Regions from separate parts of the Mus musculus genome. Here region 2 is linked to region 1. Evidence: chromatin contacts called from ENCODE Hi-C data. All regions are on one chromosome and are shown on one strand. The core of a region is the stretch at or near the end of the contact, and the rest is flanking DNA. Distances in the headings are between cores, read along the strand shown. Region 1 holds the start of Dusp7 (dual specificity phosphatase 7). Region 2 holds the start of Zmynd10 (zinc finger, MYND domain containing 10).

Region 1 (6,555 bases), core at 1,993-4,492:
CAGGCTCGCAGAGCATAAGGTTTCTGTTTATCCTGAGCCTGTGCCCTTTCCTGGCTGCCTGGTTAAGACCTGAGGCCAGAAAGGATGACCTCCAGGCCAGCTGGCCAAGGAGGGAGCAGAAGGAGGAGCCAGAGTCAGCTGAGGTCGGGGACAGAGACCTTCCTCAAGCTGCCTCCACCTTCTCTATGAGGCAGCTAAGAGCACCTGGATCCCACAGAGACACTGGAGGGCACCCCATGTCCAGAGCACTGTGTCAGGTTAGGGACAGTCTGGTTCCCTGGGCTACCTCCTAGCCCTCTCAGAAGCATAATAAAGCCAAAAGAGGCGTCGTGACAGCCCCATGCTGCAGAGACACATGTGCCGAGGCGTGATGCAGAGCTACTGAGACCCGTGGGAGTCTGTGAGCTGTGATGTTTCAGCTTGCTACGCCTGAAACTACAGCAAAGCCAGAAAAACACAGGTTGGACCATAGAGTCCAATAGGTACTGAGAGCTGGGGGAATCCAGGATTCAGGGGACTGCTCAGGTCCTAACAGGTAGAGGTGCCCGAGGGACTCCGTGAGTCACAGCAAGCACGGGTACACCCACGGGCACATGCCGGCACATGCAGTGCACACACAGGTCTCGACAGGCCCAGAGGTACCCAGTTGGGCAGGGGCGACACCCAGCGTCCCTCACACACCTTGCCTCGCTCACCCACCCACCCACCCACCCCCTCTGCCCAGACAAAGACACCTACCAATGAAGCTGATGGCCTCGGGGAAGAACTGAGAGAGGTTCTGGCTCCAGTGGTCAGAGATGGGGATTTGCTTGTAGGTGAACTCACCACCGTGCTCAAAGGCGTTGGGCAGGTTGGGTGTGACGTTGAGGATGTATTTGATGCCGTATTTGCCAAGTACATCCAGGTTGGTAGAGTCCTTGGCACAGCCGAGGTAGAGGTAGGGCAGGATCTGGACTGGAAAGGCCGGCTGGCTGGATGGTACAGGGCTGCCATCCGACTCAGTGGCACTGCTGGGCAGCTCTCGGTCCGACTCGCCGTCTGAGCAGTCAGAGCTGATGCGCAGGCCCCCCAGGCCCAGCACGGAGGTGGGTGGCGAGCCACTCGGGGAGGACGAGCTGTCCACGTTAGTCTCACAATGCTCGGAGTATTCCGTCTGGAACTTGTTGAAACCACCTGTGGTCAGGGCAAGATTGGGGGTGGTGGGTGGTGGGGTGTCTGGTGAGTCCAAATGGGCCACAAAAGACTATTAACGGTCAGGACTCACACAACATGTCCATGTCAAAGGACAATGTGACCATGCCTAATACATCACACACGGACTCACTCATGTTCTGGCCATCTAAAAAATCACCACTTCACAGTTAAGGGAACTGAGGCTTTGAGTGGGTTCTGTAACTGTTAAAGTATACTGGCCCTATGGCTTGATATAGAGCACCTGAGGTCAAGTACCAGCTCCTTTCTCTTCCATACCTCCCACATACATCAACACACCTGAGTGCTTGCTCAGTAGTGGCCAATGGGCAAAGAAAGGCCAACAAACCCATCGCAGGCCAGCACCTGTAGGTCAGCAAACCCCTATTCCAAAGAGAGAGGAGCCAGAACACCTATGGGCCTGTCAGAGGCAGAGTCCAAGCAACCACACTTGGGGAGGGTGGTGTGAAGTCCCTTTCCCCAGCAAGAGGGGAACCGGGTACTAGCGATTCACCTTCCCTGGACAAGCACCCGACACACTGCATGTGACTCAAAGAGAGGGGCCACGGGGGCTAGACAAGGACAGGAGAGACAAGGAACACCATGAAGCTAGACATGGCCCTGCGGCACCCGAGGGTGCCGCAGGACTCCCCTCCCCTCCCAGCCTGTCTGCTGCCAGCAAGAGGCCATTTTGGAATGTTAATTGGAAACACCGGCTGCAGCCAATAGCTCCCCTCACCCCCTGGCCCGCAGGCAAGCTGCCTGTCTCCCCCTTCCATAAACTCAGGGGCAGCGAACTGAGGCCCATTCCCCATTCCCCAACACACACACACACTCACACCTGGGCCACTGCCCACACATCTGCAGAAGTGCCTCCAAGCCGTGATTCTGATTGATAGGGGCCATAGTGGGATCCCAGAGAAACCATCATAAACGGGCCCATGCACTGGAGGGTGGGTGATACTGAAAAAGGTACCTTCCCGATCCTATCTTCCTAATGACATAAATTCCTGTGGGCCCTGCTCTTTTCTGGGTTCCAGTACCGATCTCTCCCTTCCTCCGAGCTCAACTGGAGCCTGTGCGCTGTTGTCTACCCATCCACAGAGAAAAAAATTAAATAGGAAAGGGAAAGTTTGTTTCAGCCACTGAACGGTGCTGAGAAAGAGAACACAGATCGGGTTCCCTGTGCCTGGCTAAATCCACACCTTAGGGGATGGCTCCCAGAAGGGCGGATTCGGACCAGGGGCGACGTGGCGCCCGGCCTGGCCAAGCGAGTGGAAAGGAAACAGCCTGCAGCGAGGGCGCCAGGGAGCAGAGGCGCAGCCCCAATACCGCCTGGGGTCTAGGTTCTGTCCTCACCTTGGAGGTAGTAGGCCTGGCAGCCGTCGTCTCGCAGCTTCTGCAGGAGCAGGCCGAGAACGGAGGCGGGGGCGCCGGGCTCGGGCTGCCACTCCGCCGTGGCCTCGTCGTAGAGCAGCACGGTGGCCGCCTTGCAGCGCGTGGCGAAGCGCTCCTTGTCGGCATGGTTGGGAATGATGGAGCGGATGGGCAGGTTGCCTTTGCGCAGGCGGCGCAGCATGAGACCCGGGATGGCCAGGTTGATGGCCGTCTCAATGTGCGACGATTCGAAGAGCTCGTGCGGCCGGCAATCTAGCAGCAGCAGGGACGCGCCACCGCGCGCCTCCAGCTCCTCCTGCAGCCACTCGGCGCTCTTGCAGGGCATGGCCCCCGCTCCCGTCGTCGCTCCCGCTCCGATGCCTGCGCCGGACCCAGATCCCGCACCGGGCTCCGACCCCGCCCGAGTGCCCCCAGCCGCCGCCGCCGCCGCCGCCCCCGAAGTCGACATGTGCGCCCGCACTGGGGGCCCGCGGAGCTGGTTTTTCATGGGGATCCCGGGGCCGGGGCCGGGGCCGGGCAACCCAGCCCTGGGACGGCGCCCCGGCCGCGCTGGCCCCAGCCGCGTCTCCGGGCGCCCGCCTCCCGCCGAGCCGCGCGCCCGCCGCCCCGGCCTCCCAGCCTCCGGCCTCAGTCCCGCCCGGCCGGCCCTCCGCGCGTGCCGCGGCCTGACAGCCCCAATTAAACCGCGGCTCCGGCGGCCGCGCGCCCGGGCGTCCTCCGGGAGGCGGGGCCGTGAGGCCGGCGCCTGGGCTTAAAGGCACCGCGCCTCCGCAGCCCCTCCCCCGCAAGCGGCGCGGGAGCGCCCTCGGCCGGCTCCTACGGGCCCGCCTAGCCGGGACCTGGCTACCACCTGCCCAGGGGCGAGCCAAGGCGGCCTCGCAGATCTCTGGCTGAGCGCCTACATCTGTGCCTTGCAGAAAGGCTGCACTGGGACCCCACCTAACATTTACAGAAGCAGAATTTCTTCAGGATTGGGGGCAGGGGGCGGTCACCCAGAGCCAGTCTTCCCTCCTCTTGTCTGTTATCCTCATTCATTCTCTGATAGCGTTCATTCAACAAATGGAAACTGAATTCCTACTACGTGTCGTGCTCTGTGTTAGGCGGTCTTAGTTTCAGATGACCGCATCATCCCAACCCTTGATGGCCATAGGTTCCAGACCTGAGTTGGAGGGTCTGCTGAGGGAATAGGTGACTTGGGTTGGGGGGGGGGTGTTCAAGGACCGCTCTCGCAAATCGCAGGCAGAAGTGGAGGAATTCTGAAAGGACCAACCCTGGGTAAGGGAACGCGAGCTCTTTAAGAAAGCTTTTACAAGTGCGGTGGTGACTGGCCCGGAGTGAAGCGCCACGTGACTTTCCTATTGGGGCGGGTAGGAGGGAGGGAGCGCTCCATAATCAGCTTCCCTTCGCCTACCTCTCTCTCCAGGCACCAATCAAGTTTCGCGGTAGGCGGGCACGCGCTCGGCAGATAGTCAATCGCCGCCGAAAGAGGCTGCGGGGAAAGGAGGCGGGTCCCGCGGCGGGTCCACCCAGCTGGAAGTGGGCGGGGCCTCGTCCAGCGTGCTGTTCGGGCTCTCAGGCGGGTGGGGCTCAGGAGGTACGTGGCTCTGCAGGTAGGGCTCAAACAAAGCGGCAGGACCGACCGCAAGGTTTTGACCAGACCAAGGCGGTCTTTCCTTGGAGGGAGCTGTTCCTCCCAAGCCCCGAGTGCATTCTCTTAACAGGCTGGGGATCCCAACTTGAGGCTTAGTCCCTCACTCCGTCCCGGGCTAGTCATCTCTGAGCCAACTTGACCCTAACCCGGGATTGCGGTGTCAGGGGTGTCCGATCGGGCTACAGTTTCAATCTCCATCTCCCAATTAAATGTTCTCCCCCCTCCCTTTTTTTCTCAGCCGCAGGAGCCCTCTTCTACATTCGCTTAGAGAAAGGCCACAGTAGGGCAGCCAGGGAGGGTCTTGTCAGGAGGGGTTGTAGATATAAAGAGCTGACCCTTTTGTGAGTACTGTCCTGGACACAGCTGGTAGACAGCTTCCAGAGGCCAAGTGTTAAGTCCCAATCTGTCCTGCCAATTGGTGATGTGTGGTATATCCTGAGTACCAGTCTCCCTTCTTGGTTTCAGTTTTGCTAAGCGCTAAGCAGTGGTGACCGGGTTTCCTGTGTACTCTTGGCTGTCCTGGAATTCTCTCTGTAGCCTAGGCTGGCCTGGGTGCCTCTGCCTCCCAAGTGTTAGGATTAAAGGTGTGCACCATCACCTCTCGGCTTCTTTTAAATTTTTTAAAAAGATTGAAGTGTTTTCTCTATTTGAATGTCCATGGATCACAGAGGCCAGAAGAGACGGTAGGATCTCACAGAACTAGGATTACAGATGATTGTGAAGCGCTGTGTGGTGCTGCGAATCAAACCCAGAGAGAGACCTTTCTCTTTAGGAAAGATGGGCTCAGCTGATTTCATGATTTCCTAACATGCTGTTAGGGAGACATCCCCCCCAGAGGGACAAGCCAGAGTCACATTAACAAGAGTCTCCTGCTGTCCTCAGGCAAGGCTGGGTCCCATTGTGTGCAGACATGCTTGCTTCTGAGGGTCTCTGAATGGAAGGTGGGGAGAACTGGCTAGGTTCTGCCCAGTGATGGCTCCATTGAAAGAAGACATCTTTTGGGTGCACCCATAGTTCCACCCCATGCCCTAGAGAAAGGCTAGAGAGCCTGCCATTCCTTACATTAGCCATGATGTCTCACTGGCTGGCTTTCTCCCCTCTGGAGTCCCTCAAAGGGACACACACCTGCAGGATGCTGGAAACTGGAGCGGGCCCCCAGTGGGGGAGGGGTGTACTTGAGTAAGTATGGAAAAAGCATCAGAGTTTGGATGAGGGAGGCCATATGGGGAGGGGTTGACTATGGAGACAAAGAACAGCAAAGGCAGCCTGTGAGAGATGCTGGCAGGATCAGGGCCTCCACCCACCCAGGCTGGAGGGAAGTCCCAAAACCTTGCTTCTGAGTGGATACCCAGAACCCATGAGCCTTCCTCAAAGGGACTGTGAGAAGGCCCTTGGAACAGATGTTTGTTTGTTTTGCTGGAAACCTGGTACCTCATTCTCTTTAGTCCCTCCTGCATCTCAGAGAAGTGCCTAGCTTACCAAGGTGTCCCTGAGGGAAAGGAAGAGCAGACAAAGGCTTCCCTCACAGGTCTGCACCCCTGGGATAAGCAGACCCCAGAAGGTGGTTTGTAGGTGGGTTTACCTTAGCTCTTTGCAGGCAGAGCACACTTCCAGGCCTTTGCACCGTTGTGACAAGAATTCTTGAGGAGATCTCAACAAACACATCTGCCTCGCCCCAGCTAGGAAGCCTAAGACAGACCAAAGTATGGATACCACCAAAGTTCAACTTGGTGAAGCACGAGTTTTATTGGGGTCACTTACAGGGGCAGAAATGACTCAGAGAACGCTGTATCACCAAAGCCCACTCCAGCGAGGGTGACAGTTCACAAAAGCTGGGAACTTGGAGCACACTGCACACAGCCTACGGGCAACTCAACAGGTCGGAGAGAGTCCTTTCCAAGTGACTCAGTGGCTCCAGACCTCTTCCAGGTAGCTCGGCCAGTTTCTGCTGCTTCCAGGCCGCTGTTCTGGTCTCGAGAGTCTTCTTTGCCTCCGGGCTCTGGTCTTCCTAGAGGGACTCTCAGCTTTTCTTGCTTAGTCTGATGGGGAGGGGCCTAGTGAATCTGGTCGGTGTCAGGGACTTCCTGAAGCTATTTTGAGTTGTTTACCTTCCTGTTTAAGTAACTTCCCTGAAGGATGGAGTATTTCAATCCCAGAGGAAACTGTTACACAACAACTGTCAACTACAAAACTCAGACTTTTTTTTTTCCCCCCTAGCCTTTGTCTACTCTCTGATCTCAGCTTAGGTGTCCCTGTCCAGATTCGCTGCTGTGAGCTTGCAGGACCCTTGTCCCCATCCGGTCTGCGTTCCATCA
Region 2 (6,555 bases), core at 2,050-4,549, 1.2 Mb before region 1:
AAGATCCTTCTCCGAGAGGCTGAATACGTGCTGAAGCTGGTGCTTGGCGATAGCCTGCCATTTCCCTTTGTTCTCTCTCTCCAGGCGATCCCAGATTTCTGGGATCTAAAAAAGTGTAATGGAGACAGGGAGGAAGGAGCCGGAAAAGTGGACCACCGTCCCAAGCACTCCCAAGCATGTTCTAGGGCCTTACCTGTTCTAACACTAGGTCCTTCTTAGGGGGCTGGGTTTCAGCCAGGGACAGGTGGGCCAGGAAACCCTTCAGATCGGCAAGATTGGGCAACTGGTCGAGTAGTGTGTCAGTGAGGAAGGCCTGAAGCTGCAAGAGATCCAGGGAAGGCCATTGAGAAACTAACTGTTCCTAGCCAGAGGGCCAAGAGACAGGAAGTCCTGAAATTGGGCTGAGCGTCCTTGGAGGGTTTGCATCTTACCAGCTCCCCTGTCGATGCCTGAAGCCCAAGTTGTGGAAAGGGGACAGGGACAGGCCAGGATGCCCTGGGGGGTGGGTCTGGGCAGGGGGGCAGTGGGGCTGGGCGGGGTCATTGAGTTCTCCACCTTAAGCAGCTGTCCCTTGGCAAAGCTTGTAAGGCAGTAACGGGCTCGGGCCTCAGGGCTGAGCAGTAGATTGTACAGGGCGATCCATACTTGCCCATCCAGTTTATTCAGCTTTTGCTGCTCTGAGGGGGCCACCGTCTGCCATCGGCCACTCTCAAAATGCTGCAGCTTGCCTGGGGGAGGAGAAGGAGCCCACCGGATGCCGGTGGGTGTTGTGTTATCTTTGAGAGTGTGTGGTCCGGAGGACTGTCCACCACTGCCTGGCAAGGTTAGAAAGCCTGGGCCACCAGACGTCAGAACAAGGTGGAGTCTTCAACAAATGGTTCACAGGACTTGTCTGCCTCAGAGTCAAACTCTAGTCCCATCTCGGGTGAGGTATCCCAGAATCCTAAATGTGTACCCTGTACCCTTCACACTGATCCTGAAGGGTGTTCTGGAAGCAGCCAGTTACATCTTAGGCAAATGGGAGGGGGAGCCTTACCTCCTACCCGCCGGCTCCAGGGACTGTGCTCCAGCAGTTCCACCAAGAGGCAGGGCAAGTTGTGAGTCCTGAGCATGCGGTTCAGTGTGCTCAGGGAAAGGCTAGAGGTAGGGTAGAAGGGTGGTCAGCAGAGGCCACGGGCCAGGACACACAGCCCCTTGTTGTGTGCTCGCCCCCGGGCCTTGGAGGGTGGCCCACCTATCCACGCAGTCTGTGATGTAGCGAAGCACCGAGAGGGCTTTCAGGGATATCTCAAATTCCATCATCTCCGCCTGCTTTTGCAGCTCCTGATGGTGCGGGAGAGGGGGGTAGGGGCACAGGCACATAGCATTCACCCTGCCTGTGGAGGCTGGAGAGAACTCACATCGAGATTTTGTTAAGTCCAGGAAACCGTAGCTTACTTGCATAGGGGTACTGTCCTGGAACTGTTCTTCTTCAGACAGGTCACCACCGCCTTTCCGGGCCACTAGCAGTATCAGCTTGCGGTGGCAATAGTCTACTAGGTCCAAGACCTTGTCATCAGCTGACTCACACACCTCCTGGGGGGGTTCAGGGAGGGGATATTTCTGGGGTTCGATGCCCTCCCCGGCCGACATAGCCCACCAGGCTCAGGCCTGCAGAGTAGTGTCTCACCTTGTGGAAGAACACTGTCTCTAGGAGATTGATGATGGAGGCCTCATGGTGTACCTGTCGAAGAGGACGGGGCTGGGCTGAGAGGGAGAGACAGGGACTGGCTGTTAGCTATCTTTCTCGGCTCAGGACTCTGAGGGCCCAGCTCACCACCATGTATATGGGGAAGGTATTCTGGGGCTTGAAGTCCTCCAGCCGGCACAGCACAGGGAAAACCTTCTGTTTCCACATCTCCACCGCAATCAGCTCCTCCACCAGCGTTGGGATCTGCGGAGGACGGGGGAGAAGCAGGGGTGAAATGGCCCTGCCTTGGTCCCTCAGCTTTCCTGTCCCAGCTTTAGCCTGTCTTAAGTCTCCAACTCTCTTGGGTTTCCTCTGAATGGCCTTTACTGCCATTGCCCTCTTGCACCTTACCCCACCCTCCGTCCAGGGATACCCCACTTTAGGGCAGCTCTGCTCTTCCTGTCCTTATTCTGGTCTTTGTCACCTGGCCTTACTCTTACTTCAGCCCTTTACTGAGCCCTGTTCCTAGACCAATCCCTGCTACCCAGCTCTGCCTTTCTCTTGCAGGAGAACTAGGGCCGCCCTTGGCCCAGCCTCCAGCCAGGCATCTTTCCCGGCTTCTACTTTCTCCTAGTGTGCTACCTTCCCCATTTGGAAAGCCTCACTTCCTCCTTAGAGAGGATCTCTTTGGCCTTACAGTCAATTCAGGCTCATGTCAGCACTTGAGCACTCCCCCTGGAGCCTAGGATCCATGGCTCCATCCACTCTCGCATCCACTGAGGGTACAATAGGAAATGTAGCCAGCCAGGTACAGCGAGGCATGCCTGCAGCCCCGGCACTTGGGAGGCAGACACAGTTAGGCTAATGGCCATCTGGGCTACAGATCAACACCTTATCTCAAAATAAAACAAACATATTTTTCTTTCCCACTTAGGTGTACCAGGCCTGAAGGAAGAACAGGTGCTGCCTAGTGTCCCCAAGAGGTACAATAGAAGGCAGGAATCCTGCCTGGGACCTGGACGTACCTTCCCATGGTTGATTAGCAGTTCCTGGATGGGCTCAGCCTGGCTGATAGTTGCATCAAGGATGGCTTGCATGTTCAGCTTCTCCAGGCTCTCATGCTGCTTATTCCACCTGCCCCCGAAGGGATGTATGTACATTGGGTGACCAGATGTGCAACGGGAGTGAGGGTGGGGTTGGATCCTACTGAAGACTACCATGATCCTGTCCTGGGGCCAGAGGGGCACGGGGGCCATACGCTTCTATCTCAGAGAGCTTTGCCTACCCACCTGGAGGCCCCTCCACACTGGCAACCCCTTCTCCAATGTCAGTTCCAAGCTCCTCCACTAAAAGACCAGTGACTCCACCTGTGGCGGCTGCCTCACCCTTCAGAGCCCATCTCCCGAAGCTGGAAGCTGCGCAGGCCCCGCACCAGCACCTCAGCCTCCCCAGGCAGCAGCAGTTCCAGGTCACCCATGCCAGGGGCTAAGATTCCTTTGGTTTTGGGAAGCAACCCGAATAGGGAAAACTGAAACACTTAGGACTACAGAGTCCAGCGGTAGGACCAAAGTCTTGGGACAGGGCAGTTGCCAAGCCGTTGAAGCGCTTGAGTCGTCGTCGCCATGGAAACGAGGGAGCTTGGCGCCTGCGTAGTTTTGTCTCGATACCGCTCTTGCCACGCCTACCTCACCGCCAATAAGCAGCCCCAGATGCCAGACCCACTCGCCACACCTCCCCAGGGCTTGCACAGCTGTGAGTGTGCAACTCCTGCAGCTGCACTGTCTTAGCCCCTCAATAGGGTAGCTACCGCGGTCTCAGCAGCTGAGTCTTTCAGTTTTTCGTTTTTATGACATAGGCTGGCGTGGAACTTCCTATTTATACCGAGCTGGCCTTCAAATCAAAGGGTTCCACTGGCCTCTGTGTGCTCTGTCTTTCTAGTGCTGAAATTAAGGCATGCGTTACCAGGCTCAGGCCCGCAGCCAGGAGTCCTAATGATGTGCACCTAACATACCTCCCTCCAGAATGGCGCTGGCTCCCAAAATACCAGACCACAGCGGCTTACCAGGAAGAACCTTCCTCCCGCCCTCTCTCCTACCCACGTGCTTCATTTTTTTTGTCCCATTCTCTTTTATTTTAAAAACGTTTGTGTGTGAGCCATCTCCCCAGAACCCCATCCTCTCTTTGAGATGGATTCTCATTATATAGCCAAGACCGACACGGAGCTCGCTATAGAGCCAGGGCTGGTTTAAGCTTTCCTTCTTCTTGGTCGGCTTCCCCAGTGTTGTGGATTGAGGCGTGCACCACCGTGCTTGTTTTCCACGTCCCAACCTCATGAGCTTTCCCTGAGTTCCTCCTACAGGCTTTCTGAGACAGGGTTTGACTATGTCAGCCAGGCTGGCTTTAACTCTGTATAGTCCAAGCTGTCTTTGAACTAATTCACTTGTGTCAGCCTCCTTAGTGTTAGCATCACAAGCATGCGCCACCATGTTTGGGCCCTTGCCTTATTTCTTCTGGAATAGTCTTACTCCTTCAAGGCTCAGTCACTCAGATCCTCCTTGGCCATCTAATACAGAGCAATTTTTGCTCCTGTCCCAATATATTATATCCATCTTACCTGATTCTAGTTCTTTCGGTTTATAGGCCAGAGCAGTGCTCATAGCTGAGAACTTGCCTGTCTAGCATGCACAGAGCCTTGGCTTCAGTCCCCAGGACTGCATACGTGGGGTGTGGGAACATAAATCTATAATCCTAATTAACTAACTCAGGAGACCAAGGCAGGAGAATCAGAAGTTCAAATCAGGAAGTTCCAGGCCACTCTGTGCTTTATAACAGCCCGTCTTAGCTCCACCTCGTACTGACCGCCAAAAAATAAAAATAAAAAAACAAACAAACAAAAAGTTAAAAATCTAAGTGTGGCCAGGCATTCCAGCGCCCACCTTTAATCCCAGCACTCAGAGGCAGAGGTAGTCAGCTCCCTGACTGAGTAGGCCAGCCTGGGCTACGTAGTGAATCCCAGGACAGCCAGAGTTACATAGTGAGACTTTGTCTCAGAAAAATCAACCTCCTTCATCCCTCAAAACCCAAAACAAACCAACCAATCAACAAACAAAAACCTTCAGCCTGTTTGACATTTTTGCCCACTAGATGGCGCTCCAGCCAGCCCAGGCCAGTTGGCATGGCTTTCACATTCACTGGTCTTTAGTTGTTGGCTGAAGCAGTACTCAATATTCCACAGGATGAAACACATAACTTTATTTACAAAACCGAGTCTCACCCTCCAGACCATATGTACAACCATACTTGTCTAGCTCCAGTGGACCAAGGAGGCCTTAGTAGGGGCAAGTAGCCATAGTAACATGTTCCAGCTAGCCAGCCTCACTTCCAGCAGATGATGATGTTGGGGTCATTTTCTAGTCGCTCGTCCAGCTCATGGTAGCTCATGCCTGGGGCAGGGGGGTGGGGAGGAGGTGTGAGCAAGGCAAGGTCAGCTGCCCTGGCATGGCCACTCAGCCCTCACCTCACCCAGCCTGCCCTGCCTGCCTCCACCTGTCTTGCAGCAGATCTCATCATAGCTGTGACAGCCCGTGTAAAGCCTGGCAGGGTGGCTCCGCTCCTCCCGAGACACTCGGACTGGATATTTCTGTAGTCTCCGGATAAGGTTCTTCATCAGCCCAAACTGGATCAGCTTCCTGAGCGATTGTGGGGGAGAGAGGTGATATCCCGGACACGCTAGCCCTGTGGTACGTTATGGGCTAGAGAGACCTCCAAGCACACCCTCTGCCTGGACAAGCAGGCTTCATACTTCTACCCTCAGGGAATCCCCTGCTTCTTATTTGACTCAAGGCTCTTCCAGAGAGACCCAAGACAGTCCAACCCGCCATGCCCGAGAGTGCCCGTCTGACCTTTCATCAACGTGTTGTAACTGCTGGGGGTGGCGGCCAATGAGGTCTCGCACAGTGGTACCAGGGCTCAGGCTGCAGTATAGCTGGAACACATCTCGGAGACTGGCCCTTTTGTGTCCTGCGGGTGCCAGGGTTAGTCCGACATGGTCCTGTCCTTCCCGGATTAGTCTCCCGCCAGGGACTGCCATTACCTTGCTTGGTGACGTAGGACAGACATGCCTCCTGCAGGGACTTGTCATCCACCAGATCCTGGACTTTTGGTGTTGGGCAATACACATTGGAGTACTAGAACACAGCAGGGGTCACAAGGGCCTGAGGGATGTCCTTGGGAGTCTGGCTTGATCTGGCTCAGCCATACGGGTCACATTTTACTTAACTGCATCCCAGACTCACCTACCTGGAGGATGGATACCAGTGTCACAACACCATAGTACCTAGTGAGAAAGAGCTCTGCTTAGCTTCTAGGCGGCGAGCCTACCCTCCCTCATACTGAGCATCCTTTAGGTCTCCTCGGGCACGGCTCCGTAACAGGCATTAACCGGATCTTCACTCACAGCAGGTTCTGAATGGCGATGCGCACCAGGTTGAGTTCCACGTCTGCCTCAGCGGAGATCTTCTGGACATGGCGAAACCCGTCAATGTAGGGCAGGATCTGTACCGGGCAAGGCAGGGTCAGCAAGGGTCACCAAGGCGAAAGTTGTGGATAGCCCAAGGTGGGCATCTCCTAAGAGAGGGCTAGCATACCTGCTGTGTGGTAAGGTCCCACTGTGAGCTGAAGAAATCCTCCTTGTCCTTTGTAAAGACGGGCACATCATACTCCTGCGCAACAGGAGGGTCTGGCCGCTGCTCGATCACCTTCAAGTGGATGGTGTTGGATTCATCTGCAGGGGACCCCACCCACATCCTCAGCGTCATCTTTCCCAGGGAGCCCTCAATTACTATCTAAAATCTCCTAGCACTAACTGAGGTGGATCTCGGGAGGGT

What was found. Hi-C counts contacts between places; a loop is a spot of excess contacts on that map.
Region 2: a loop to region 1 is called in a map of regulatory T cell, with 4 times the contacts of the local background. The contact joins the promoter of Zmynd10 here to the promoter of Dusp7 in region 1. A Hi-C loop is called at or near these places in 2 of 37 maps with a recorded cell type or tissue (T-helper 1 cell and regulatory T cell).

What each region holds. Positions count from the first base shown.
Region 1 is chr9:106,365,319-106,371,873 of GRCm38, reverse strand. Dusp7 (dual specificity phosphatase 7) reads right to left here and starts at 3,242. Exons shown (of 3, transcript NM_153459.4): 1 at 2,551-3,242; 2 at 739-1,173. The coding sequence starts at 3,076.
Region 2 is chr9:107,544,048-107,550,602 of GRCm38, reverse strand. It overlaps Zmynd10 (zinc finger, MYND domain containing 10), which reads right to left and starts at 3,299. Exons shown (of 12, transcript NM_053253.4): 1 at 3,055-3,299; 2 at 2,695-2,803; 3 at 1,817-1,933; 4 at 1,670-1,723; 5 at 1,438-1,575; 6 at 1,235-1,323; 7 at 1,037-1,137; 8 at 556-728; 9 at 194-319; 10 at 1-105. The coding sequence starts at 3,146. Gm34106 (predicted gene, 34106) reads left to right here. Exons shown (of 2, transcript NR_168657.1): 2 at 2,604-3,035. Nprl2 (NPR2 like, GATOR1 complex subunit) reads right to left here. Exons shown (of 11, transcript NM_018879.2): 5 at 6,316-6,452; 6 at 6,126-6,223; 7 at 5,969-6,005; 8 at 5,763-5,856; 9 at 5,572-5,689; 10 at 5,216-5,358; 11 at 4,897-5,112. The coding sequence ends at 5,045.